Linked DNA regions of Homo sapiens: region 2 is linked to region 1. The links are chromatin contacts, found by Hi-C or POLR2A ChIA-PET in ENCODE. All regions are on one chromosome and are shown on one strand. The core of a region is the stretch at or near the end of the contact, and the rest is flanking DNA. Distances in the headings are between cores, read along the strand shown. Region 1 overlaps MTAP (methylthioadenosine phosphorylase). Region 2 has its middle 48 kb from the start of CDKN2A-AS1.

Region 1 (5,919 bases), core at 2,086-4,585:
TGCTAACTTTATGTAGTAGTATTTGGGTTGGTGTTTGGTGCATTTCCAGTTGCACAAAGGATAGCTGTATTATGTTACGTGTAATTATGACCTTATTATTGTCTTTATTTGAAGATTATGTATGATCTCAGGAGATGTGTATGGATTCATGTGGACTTGTGATGGTTAACACTGAGTGTTAACTTGATTGGATTGAAGGATACAAAGTATTGATCCTGGGTGTGTCTGTGAGGGTGTTGCCAAAGGAGATTGACATTTGAGTCAGTGGGCTGGGAAAGGCTGACCTAGCCTTAATCTGGGTGGGTACAATCTAATCAGCTGCCAGCATGGCTAGGATATAAGCAGGCAGAAAATTGTTAAAAGAGAGACTAGCCTAGTCCCCCAGTCTACATCTTTCTCCCATGCTGGATGCTTCCTGCCCTCCAACATCAAACTCCAAGTTCTTCAGTTTTGGAACTTGGACTGTCTCTCCTTGCTCCTCAGCCTGCAGATGGCCCATTGTGGGACCTTGTGATCATGTGAGTTAATACTTAATAAACTCCCCTTTATTAGTTATGTCCCTCTAGAGAACTCTGACTAATACAATGGAATACTACTTAGCCATAAAAAAGAACAAAATGATGGCATTTGCAGCAACCTGGATGGAGTTGGAGACCATTATTCTCAGTGAAGTAACTCGGGAATGGAAAACTAAATATCGTTATGTCCTCATTTGTAAGTGGGAGCTAAGCTATGGGGATGCAAAGGCATAAGAATGATATAATAGGGCCGGGCGCAGTGGCTCATGCCTATAATCCCAGCACTTTGGGAGGCCGAGGTGGGTGGATCACAAGGTCAGGAGTTCAAGACCAGCCTGGCCAAGATGGTGAAAGGGGTCTCTACTAAAATACAAAGAAAAGAATTAGCTGGCCGTGGTGGCGGGTGCCTGTAATCCCAGCTAATCAGGAGGCTGAGCCAGAGAACTGCTTGAACCCGTGAGGCAGAGGTTGCAGTGAGCCAAGATCGCACTAATGCATTCCAGCGTGGGCGACAGAGTGAGACTCCATCTCAAAAAAAAAAAAAAAAATGATGTAATGGACTTTGGGGCCTCTGGGGGAAGTGGGAGAGGAGAATCAGGGATAAAAGACTACACATTGGGTATAGTGTACATTTCTTGGGTGACAGGTGCATCAGAATCCCAGAAATCACTACTAAAGAACTTATATACATCACAATAAACCACTTGCTCCCCAAAAACTATTGAAATGAAAAAAAAAAAAAAGCCTGGTAATAATGGTTTCCCTTGGGAAGGGACAGTGGTTTTCCTTGTACTATTTAAGTTTTGTACCATGTACAAATACGTGTTCCAAAAGCAGTGTTACTTCTATTCATTTTAGGAGTTAATATGAAAGTCCTGACATTAAATCTGTTTAGGCTGGTGATCTAATATTGCTAGTTCCTTGGTGAGGGTTGTGGTACTTTCACTACCACATCCGTCTGTTTAGTAGTTCAGTGATTACACGAGGTAAGAAAATGAAATCATCTTAAACTCAGACCTGGACCTTGACCCTGTATTTGATATTTTTTGCTGCCTTAAGATAGTGTTAGCTGTTCTTGAAGGAATGCAAAATGCTGGTTCAGGTGGCTGACATATATTCATAGCCTCCATTTCTTCCTCCTCCTCATAAGCATGGTACCTATCTCCCAAAGTGCCAGAGTGACAGTGAGGACTTGTCAAGAGCCATTCATCTCTAGAAGCACTGTGAACTTTAGCCAAGCATATGGTTCAGTTATTCAGGATCTTTAAAGACATTATTGAACCAGCGGGAGTGGGCTTGTTATGTCTTAACTTTAGGGGGGAAAAGGGGGTGGGGTAGAGATTTAGGCTTTTGCATTTATAACATATACTTTTTAGGGAAAAGTGTTAATTAAGCATAATTTTATTTTCAGCATTTATAAGATAAACATGATGTAGCATCAACTGTTCATTGTCCATAGCTTGCTAAATTTTGAGTTGCCAAGACTCTTGTGAAAATTCTGTTTCCCATTGCAGTGGCATAGTGTAAGTTATTTTTTAAGGAAATAGGTTAATTTGTTTATGTGATGAACACATGTGCAGGTGAGACTTTGCCCAGATTGGAGACTTTGACTTTGAGTCACTCCACTTTATTTATATAGTATCCCAGGAAGGTTAGCCAAATATGTGTAGAAGCTGCCAGTATTAATGATTGTTAGAAGACCAGCTTAGTGCATACAGTGTTTACAGCGCACCTGGCATGCTTCTATGCTTGTATATACCTTAGTTCATTTAATCTTCCTCATACAATTGAATTATGCGATATCATTATTCTCAATTTACACTTGAGAAAACTAAGGCATACAGAGATGATTTTTCAACAGTGCTTCAGTAAGTTAACAGTTAAGTTGAAAAGACTTTTTTTTAATTAAAAGGGAATATTGAATAAGCTAAGAAAAAATGAAGGTAATTAATAACTTGAAGATTAGATGTGCAGTATTAAATAAAACACTGGAGAAAAGGATCGAACTTTTCAATGATGTTTCTAAAAATCCATGCCTAGCCTTGCCACTAAAGGAATTCCAAGATGTTTATCCCTGTGAACAGAAAAACAATCAGCACAACTCTGTGGAAAGGCAATAGGCAAAAGAGAAATCACTTTCTAACCAGCAAAAGCTTTTACAGAAGTCTTCAGATTCTGTATTTTTAAAAGTAATGAGAATTAACTTTTCAGAAGCCTGGAAATAGAACTCAACACACCTGTTTGAGAAGATAAGCGACGAGAGGCACCTTAGCTTAGCCTGCGAGGTTAAAAGTTAAGACTCCAGTCTGTATTCTCAAACCAGCTTAGTCTCTTAAAGTTGTTAAGAAGCAAATGAGATTAAAGCATATAAACAAATGCCTGGCGAGTAGAAAGAGCTCAGTGCTTGCTTGTGTAGCTATTAGTTTCTACATGCAAAGGGCTGGGGAAACAGGATTATGTGAATGAGAAAGGGTCCAGGAAACACCCTTCTGTGGTCCTCTAGGTTTTTTCTGAGAGCCTGGCAGATAGTAGGCATTTATTATAGTGACAAATCATCTTTAAGAAATCAACTTGGTAAACATTGGGGGGAAGTGCAGCCTTAAGTTGTGCATGTGCTAGTATGTTTTGAAGTTTCTGGTTTTTCTTTTCTAGGTTCTTATAGAGACTGCTAAGAAGCTAGGACTCCGGTGCCACTCAAAGGGGACAATGGTCACAATCGAGGGACCTCGTTTTAGCTCCCGGGCAGAAAGCTTCATGTTCCGCACCTGGGGGGCGGATGTTATCAACATGACCACAGTTCCAGAGGTGGTTCTTGCTAAGGAGGCTGGAATTTGTTACGCAAGTATCGCCATGGCGACAGATTATGACTGCTGGAAGGAGCACGAGGAAGCAGTAGGTGGAATTCTTTTCTAAGCACATATAGCATGGGTTTCTGGGTGCCAATAGGGTGTCTTAACTGTTTGTTTCTATTACGTTAGTTTCAGAAAGTGCCTTTCTACAAGGTTTTGAAGTTGTTAATATTTTCTGTAGTTCCATTGGAAGGTAAGAACAAAGATCAAAGGAAAGAAAGAGACACTTTTACCCAAGGATCAGTAGTGAAAATAGTACATTGTAGGCAGGTAGATGTGTTGAGAATCATACTAAGACTTGGGCCTTATTTTCAGGATAAAGGTGTATTTTGATTGCCAATTTCTGCTGCTATGCTACTGTTTTTTGTTTTCAAGAAGGAAAAAAATCTATTAACCCTTTCCTCATGAGAGGGCTGTATGTTCACATCCATCTATTTAACGTACCGTGGCTGGATACTCTGTTCAGCATAGAAATGTGACAACAAACAGAGAAGTCCTTAAGGAGCCGACATTCTGTCGGATGGAGATAGAAGTTAAGCAAACCAATATAAGAAAGCTAACGGTTATAAAGAAATAGAATGGTGAGGTACAAGGGTACACTAGGTCAACTGAATAGAGTTGACCAGACCAAATATTTGAAGTATGAGAAGCCTTCCTGTTTTAAGTGTGATGGGCAAGAAGGGCATGATTGAGTAGAGTGGAAAGGAGGGAGACTGGGGAGAAGGGAGAGAGAGGAGGGATGCAATACAGTAGGGCCAGGCCATACAGACCATGGTAAGGGTTTCAGATGGAAGGACAGTGAGGGGTTCAGGCAGGGAAGGCAGCAGGATCCAGCTGGAATTTGAGGACACTGGAACAATGAGGTCAGCTTCCAAAACAAAACAAAACAAAACTTTAAACATCTGTGTAAGTACAGGGTGGAATATAATGAATTCCAGGTACCCATCACTTAGGTTCCACAATTAGCCATGGCCAATCTTGTGTGATAGGTATGTCCCTACCTATTTCTCCCCTGCCCTCATTGTGAAGTAAATATTTTCCTAAAAGGTCTTTTTAAAATTAAGTTATAACCATGCCATCATTGTACAAAAATAATGATATTAATTTCTTAATATAATCAAATATTCAGACTATTCCTTTTTCCTTCAGTCTCATAATTTTTAACAATTTGATCAAATCAGAATCCCTTACAATCCATATGTTGTATTTTAATGATTACCTCTTGTCTCTTTTAATCTAATTTTCACCTCTTTCTCTTTTTATTCCTTGTGTTACTTGAATAAACTAGATCGTTCGTCCTGTCATTTATCTCATTTTAAGATAAAGGGACGACAAAACTGCAGTCACTTTTGAAGTAAGGAAAACATTTAGGGGTGACTTTCTGAGCACATTTAGGGTAAGTGACATCTCCAAAGAGGCCTAATATTGTACCACCGTTTTAGAGAGTTTGTTTTACTATCTAATGTGTACAGTGTTTTGGGTCATAGATGAACACAGGTTCTTTGTTTTTCATGAATTCCTTATGATGACTCTTCAGTGTAATAAACTGTTTGCTTAGTACTAGGATGCCTTTTATGTAAGAGATTCGCAAATTATTACATTAAGTCACAACATAATATCTTATTTGGCAGCTTTGGTAACCTAAGGAACAACTCAGCCTCGTAATGTCAAGAAGCTGCTTCCAATTAATAGGAAACTCCAGCCCCTGCCACACCCTGAGAGCGGTTTGCTTCCTGCCTGTGGCTTTCTGCTCAGTCTAATAACATATGTCTCCTCCTTTGTAGAACCAGCAGTGATTTCCTTTAGTAGCCAAATGAGGTTGGGGAAATAGTCAGCTGGAGCTACTTTATTGAAAAGCAGAGAAATTAAGCTCTGTAAGTGGAAAGGCTTGAAGACAGTGTTAAATGCTACAAGGAAGGCCCACAGAAAGATGGCATTATTTCAGCCAATCGTGTGTTGCAGCCTGGCATGGCAAAAAGGATTTGGAGTTCTCTAAACCCATCTTCAGATTTGAGTTGCTCCATTTGCTTGTCACATTGGGCGAGTTATTTCACTTGTTTACTCTTCTGTAGAATGAAGCCAGGGCTCTGGGTGAGGAGTGGAGGTTGTTTAGTCATTGTTTAGTCAGTTAGACCTTGAAAGATTACTGGAAGAATTAAACCAAATGAGATATGTAAAAAAGCTAGTATAATGCTGGCTTGTAAGAGGGTGGTCATCAGATGGTGGCTCTGATGGAGTGGGGGGCCTGAGAGGTGGGTAGTATCAGGGAAAAGCATTTAAACTGCACCTTGAAGAGAGGGTTTATTTTGGGAAGGTCAGTAGGAAGGACATTTTGGGTGAAGCCCAACAGCTGGAACAAAGAGAAGGGAGGTCAGTGTCTATACAGAAATAACCAGTCACAGGAAAAATATATAAGGAAATGAGTAAATACAAGGCAAATTTCTTGGATGCTTCATGTCTGCATTCAAAGACTCAGCTTAAAACATATCATTTACATGTGCCTGGCAGATACCCAGCCTGTCACTGCTTTGTGTTCCCATAGTAGTGCAAAC
Region 2 (5,919 bases), core at 2,049-4,548, 65 kb after region 1:
AGATGGAGGTTGCAGTGAGCCGAGATCATGCCACTGCACTCCAGCCTGGGTGACAGTGAGAATCCATCTCAAAAAAAGGAATGAGACATCTGGACACAAACACAGGAAAAAAAAAATCCATGTGAAGGTGGACACATAGATTGAAATGTTGCATCTACAAGCCAAGAAATCCCTGATGTCACTGACACTAGATGTACCAGATCTAGAAAAGAAGAACCTACATCGCTCCTGGATCCTTCGTAGAGAGCAAGGCACTGCTAACACCTTTATTTTGGACTTCTATCCTCCAGAACTGTGAAAGAAAAAAAAATCTGTTGCTAAAAGTCCCCCAACTTGCAGTACTTTGTTACGGCAGCCCGAGGAAATGAATACGGAGGATATTGTTGTTATTTAGGTGAGAAATAGAGTTGGCCCAGACTAGTGTGATAGAAGTCAAGGTGAAGAAAAAAGGTCAGAATCTAGAATTATTTTGAAAGTAGAGCTATAAGATTTACCAAAGGATTGAATGTAGGTTTTGAGGGAATAATAAAGGAACCAAGAATAATCCAAGACTTTTAATCTAAACTATTGGAAAGATGTTGCCATAAACTGAATGAGGAAGGCTTTGGGTGGAGCAGCACTCAGGGGAAATACAAAGAGTCCAGTTGTTAACTTTTAGAAGCCTATTTAATACCCAAGTGGAGATGTCAGGTAGGCAGTTGTACATAAAAGTCTTGAATTCTGGAGAGAGGTCTCAGCTAAAGATATAAATTTCTGAGTGGTCCACATAACAGAGGCATTTTCAGCCATTAGATGGCACAAGGTTGAAAGAGATCACTAAGGAATGCAGAGCAGAGACGAAAGCAAGGCCTACCCTGGGTACTGCAATGTTAGTAGGTCAAGGAAAAGAGAAGAAATCAGCAAAGGAGACTAGAAGGGAGCAACTGGTGAGGAAAAAGGAAGACTAAGAAATTGTGATGCTTGTCACTAATCATCAGGGAAATGCAAATTAAACCACAAAGAGTTACCAGCTTACTCCTGCAGGAATGGCCATAATTAAAAAGTCAAAAAGCAATAGATGTTGGCATGGATGTGGTGCAAAGGGAACATCTTTACATTGCTAGTGGGAATGTAAATTAGTACCACCACTATAGAAAGTAATATGCAGATTCCTTAAAGAACTAAAAGTAGAACTACCATTCAATCCAGTAATCCCACTACTGAGTATCTACCCAAAGGAAAAGAAGTCATATAAAAAAGACACATGTACATGTATGTTTATAGCAGCACAATTAGCAAATGCAAGAATATGGAACCAATCTAAGTGCCCATCGACCGAGTTGATAATAAAAATATGGTATATATGTATATGCCATGGAATACTACTGAGCTATAAAAAGGAACAATAATAATGTCTTTTGCGGCAACTTGGATAGAGCTGGAGGTCATTATTGTAAGTGAAGTAACTCAGGAATGGAAAACCCAATATTGTATGTTTTCACTTACAAGTGGAACTTAGCTATAAGGATGCAAAGGCATAAGAGTGATTAATGGGCCGGGCGCGGTGGCTCCGCCTGTAATCCCAGCACTTTGGGAGGCCGAGGCGGGCGGATCACGAGGTCAGGAGATCGAGACCATCCCGGCTAAAACGGTGAAACCCCGTCTCTACTAAAAATACAAAAAATTAGCCGGGCGTAGTGGCGGGCGCCTGTAGTCCCAGCTACTTGGGAGGCTGAGGCAGGAGAATGGCGTGAACCCGGGAGGCGGAGCTTGCAGTGAGCAGAGATCCCGCCACTGCACTCCAGCCTGGGCGACAGAACGAGACTCCGTCTCAAAAAAAAAAAAAAAAAAAAAAAAAGAGTGATTAATGGACTTTGGGGGCTCGATGGGGGAGGTTTGGAGGGGTTAAGGGATAAGAGAATATTGGGTACAGTATAAACTGCTTGGGTGACAGGCACACTAAAATTTCAGAAATTAGCACTAAAGAACTTACCCATTTAACCAAAAACCATCTGTACCCCCAAAAACTATTGAAATTAAAAAAAAATTGTGATTGATGTGGTTTCGCTGCATCCTCGCCCAAATCTCATTTGTATTTTAGCCCCAATAATCCCCACATGTCATGGAAGGGACCTGGTGGCAGGTAATTGAATCATGGAGGTGGGTCTTTCTCGTGCTGTTCTCGTGATAGTGAATAAATCTCACAAGATCTGATGGTTTTATAAAGGGGAGTTCCCCTGCACATGCCCTCTTTGCCTGCTGCCAGGTAAGATGTGTCTTTGCTCCTCTTTGCCTTCTGCCATGATTGTGAGGCCTCTTCAACCATGTGAACTGTGAGTCAATTAACTCTTCCCTTTATAAATTACCCAGTCTTGGGGGTGTCTTTATTAGCAGCGTGAGAACAGACTAATAAAATGATACCTGTACTAGAATCCACTTGAAGAAAGGGAAGCACAAATTGATCACCAAGGTGTGACATAGGAAAGCATAGTTTGATGGTCCATCAAACACTATTGATAGGAAAAAGTGAGAACTAAGAATTGAGCATTCAATTTAGCAATATAAATATTATTGTGACTAGGATGAACAATAGTTTCAGCAGAGTGTTTAAAGTAAAATCTTGGTTAGTGGGTTTGTAGCTGAAAGAGAGGAAATTGGAGACAGCAATTACAGACACTTGAAATTTTTATCAGGGAAGATTTCAAGCATATAAAAATATGAATTAACAAAAAATGAAACCCATCACCCACATTCAATTGTTTTTAACTGATAGCCAATGTTGTTCATCTACTTCCCCACTCCCTCTGTCCCTACCTTACCAGATTATTTTGAAGATACTCTGAAAAAATAATTTAACTTCATTCATAAAAATTTAGACTTCTGCTTTAAGGCTCTTGCATTTTTTCTTTTTCTATAAAAGGAGCAAAAAAACAGATGGTAATTTGCAGGTGGAAGTGAGGTTAAGAGAAGATATTTGTAAACCACTTTTGGATCCCTGGGTTCAGATGTGGACTAGCAAGAGAGTTGGATTTAACCAGGGTTTTGGTTTTGCCATGTATAAAACACTGTGAGGTTCAAGGGTGTATGCAAAGGAATGATTACTATCCTTTGATAATTGACTATGTGACCATAAGCATTTTAGCTGGGTAAGGAGTGGAGTGATGACATAAAGTGGGTGAAATACACTGACAAGGTGATAGAATCATAGCTTAGAGGTCAAGGTGGAGTAATAAAGTGGTGGTGGTCAAAGAGCACAAGTTAGTCAGAGAAGCGGGTTTACAGGAAATAAGCCAGAGAATGTTCATCAACGTGTATATTAACCCATTTCCTGTTTAGAAAAAAAAAGTGTGGCTTGCTGCCAGCACTCACTGAATTTTACGTAAACACACTCTTTGAGGCTGAAGCAAATCTGACTGATTTTTCAATGTGAAAATAAAATATAAAAATTCTTCATGGAGTTATTTCTAAACAGAACTTGTCTCTAATCCTAATGTAACAGAAATGTATATGATATTACATTAGGATTAGAGACAAGAGAACAAGAATATTCTTGGGGCAAACAGGAAATGGGTTAAGGAATTAGACTAGAGTAGATTTATAGATAAGGAGACTAAGCTCAAGAGCGAAAATCATAGAGAAATGAGTTGAATTACAGAATGGGAGTGGCTGGTGTCTTTTAGAAAGGAGGGAGTATATTCTGAACATAGCAATGAGGATCAAGAAAAAATTAGCCCATGACCAGAGAGAGCTGTGAGAGTATAAATAAACAGTGCCCACCTAAGAAGACTGTAAGATAAGCAGGAGGGAGAGCTGTAATTCCATTAGAGCAATGAAAAGAGATTTTCCTTGGCCACTGCGTGACGCTTTTTTAACATGTTTTTTTCCCTCAACCATAAACAATTGCAGGCACAGTTGTGAGCATGGGCAAATTCAGGTTTTATGTGACCTGAAACTTACTTAGTTTGGAGGACTTTCTTTAAGGAAAGACTGTAAAATTTTTATTTTCCCAGATTTTACCAACAAAAAAGTGCAATTATGCAAACCCATTATCCACTTACCTTCCAATAGCCCACTCGAAAGGGGCTATTGGGAAACAATTCTCTATGGATATTTTCACCTTTCTGCATGATCCAGGCTTTCTGAGCAAACAATATGGTCAAACTTGATTAAATAATTATTAAGTGGTAAACATGCCTTGGAAGCCAGAAATTGTGTATTAATCTGGAAATATTTATCCCTTGGATAAATCCCACTTGATCATGCTAAATGATCTTTTTAATGTGTTGTTGAATTTGGTTTGCTAGCATTTTGTTGAGGATTTTTACAACTATGTTCACCAGAAATATTGGCCTAACACTCTTTTTTTCTGTGTCTTTGTCCAATTTTGGTATCAAGGTAATGCTGACCTTGTAGAAAGAGTTTGGAAGTATTACCACTTCTCCCATTTTTTTTGGAAGAGTTTGAGTTTTTTCTTTAAAAGTTTGACAGAATTAAGCATTGATGCAATCAGGTCCTAGGCTTTTCTTTAATGGGAGACTTTTTATTACAGCTTTGATCTCATTACTTGTTTGTTCAAGTTATTTTTTTCTTTATGATTCAATCTTAGTAAGTTGTATGTGTTCAGTAATTTATCAATGTCTTTTAGATTTTCCAAAAGAAACTTGTGGTTTCTTTTGGAAAAAGTTGTCCATAATTGTTTTTAATGATTCTTTGTATTTCTGTGGTCTCATTTGTTAACTCTCCCTTTTTGTTTCTGATTTTATTTACATGGGTCTTTTCTCTTTTGTTCTTAGTTTAGGTAAAGGTTTGTTAATTTATTTTTTCAAAAAAACCTTTTTGTTGATATTTTGTATTTTTTACTCTCAATTTCATTTACTTCTGCTCTGATCTTTATTATTTCTTTCTTTCTACTAAATTTGGTTTTGTTTTGTTCTCTTTTCTAGCTCCCTGAGGTGCATCATTAGGTTGTTAATTTGAAGTTCAAAGATAATATAGAAATACAGTGGTCATTGTAAGAAAGTTTTAACCTAGACAAAACTGTTCATTTATGAAGTGGATTGGAAAAGAAGAAATTCTGAATTCCTCAAGAACAATGGAATGTAGATTTTGATTATCATGCAGAGCCTTACAAGAGACTCAATAAATCAAAATATGCCTCTCTTAAAGACTTCTGGCCAGAAGCAGTGGCTCACACCTGTAATCCTAGCACTTTGTGAGGCTGAAGAGGGCAGATGGCTTGAGCTCAGGAGTTTGAGACCAGCCTGGACAACATAGGGAAACCTCATCTCTATTAAAAATAAACATAATAATAACAATTAGCCAGGCATGGTGGCACAAGCCTGCAGTCCCAACTACTCAGGAGGCTGAGGTGGGAGTGTTGGAGTAGGTAGTTAGGCAGACATGAACATCAGAAGAAAAGCCCATCCCCCACCAGTAATGTCAGGCAACCATTAGGTGATGGTCAGGTAGTTGTTAAGCAGTCTTTTTAAAATAATAATTGGTTGCAGTCAGTGCCAGAGAAAGGCAGTCTCCCAATATATGGAAAACACTTGAAGCCGGTGGCCAACAGCTTCCCAATAAGGAGCTGAGCAAGCAGTCTCAAGCATGCACTAAGAGGCAAAATGGCAGAGTTTAACTGGTGTATGACCAGTTCCTCTAGGAACACTTGACTGGCAAGGGAAAAACGCCTCAAGTGAGCATGCACACAACTTCAGTAAATACACTGTGCATGTGGCCGCTCACAAGTGCTGGCAGGCCACTGTGCATGTGGATGGCCCACCCCAAGGAAAAATCAAGAGTGGAGAGACACAAAACTCCAGAAGCATGCCAACATATAAAACCCCAAGTCAAAGGTCAAACAGGGCACTTGGATTTCTCAGGTTGCCAACTTGGCCCTCTTCCAAGTTACTTTACTTTCTTTCATTCCTGCTCTAAGAGTTT

What was found. A loop is a pair of places that touch in the nucleus more often than their neighbours do. ChIA-PET counts read pairs that join two places held with the same protein, here RNA polymerase II (POLR2A). Pooled maps may share reads with other maps.
Region 2: a map of CD4-positive, alpha-beta memory T cell shows a loop between it and region 1 (4-fold over the local background). The contact joins two enhancer-like sites. A Hi-C loop is called at or near these places in 6 of 168 maps with a recorded cell type or tissue (B cell, CD4-positive, alpha-beta memory T cell, GM12878 and 3 more), 1 of 37 single-sample maps with no recorded cell type and 6 of 50 pooled maps. POLR2A ChIA-PET finds 5 or more read pairs at or near these places in 1 of 52 experiments (activated T-cell).

What each region holds. Positions count from the first base shown.
Region 1 is chr9:21,851,461-21,857,379 of GRCh38, forward strand. It overlaps MTAP (methylthioadenosine phosphorylase), which reads left to right. Exons shown (of 8, transcript NM_002451.4): 6 at 3,171-3,410. Among named protein-coding and RNA genes, the nearest start is that of MTAP, 52 kb to the left of the region's middle. Within about 2 kb of position 3,336, at least 4 of the 41 ENCODE cell types and tissues checked have a DNase peak (open chromatin) inside an H3K27ac peak, as active enhancers do.
Region 2 is chr9:21,916,538-21,922,456 of GRCh38, forward strand. It overlaps a transcript of MTAP not described here. Among named protein-coding and RNA genes, the nearest start is that of CDKN2A-AS1, 48 kb to the right of the region's middle. Within about 2 kb of position 3,299, at least 4 of the 41 ENCODE cell types and tissues checked have a DNase peak (open chromatin) inside an H3K27ac peak, as active enhancers do.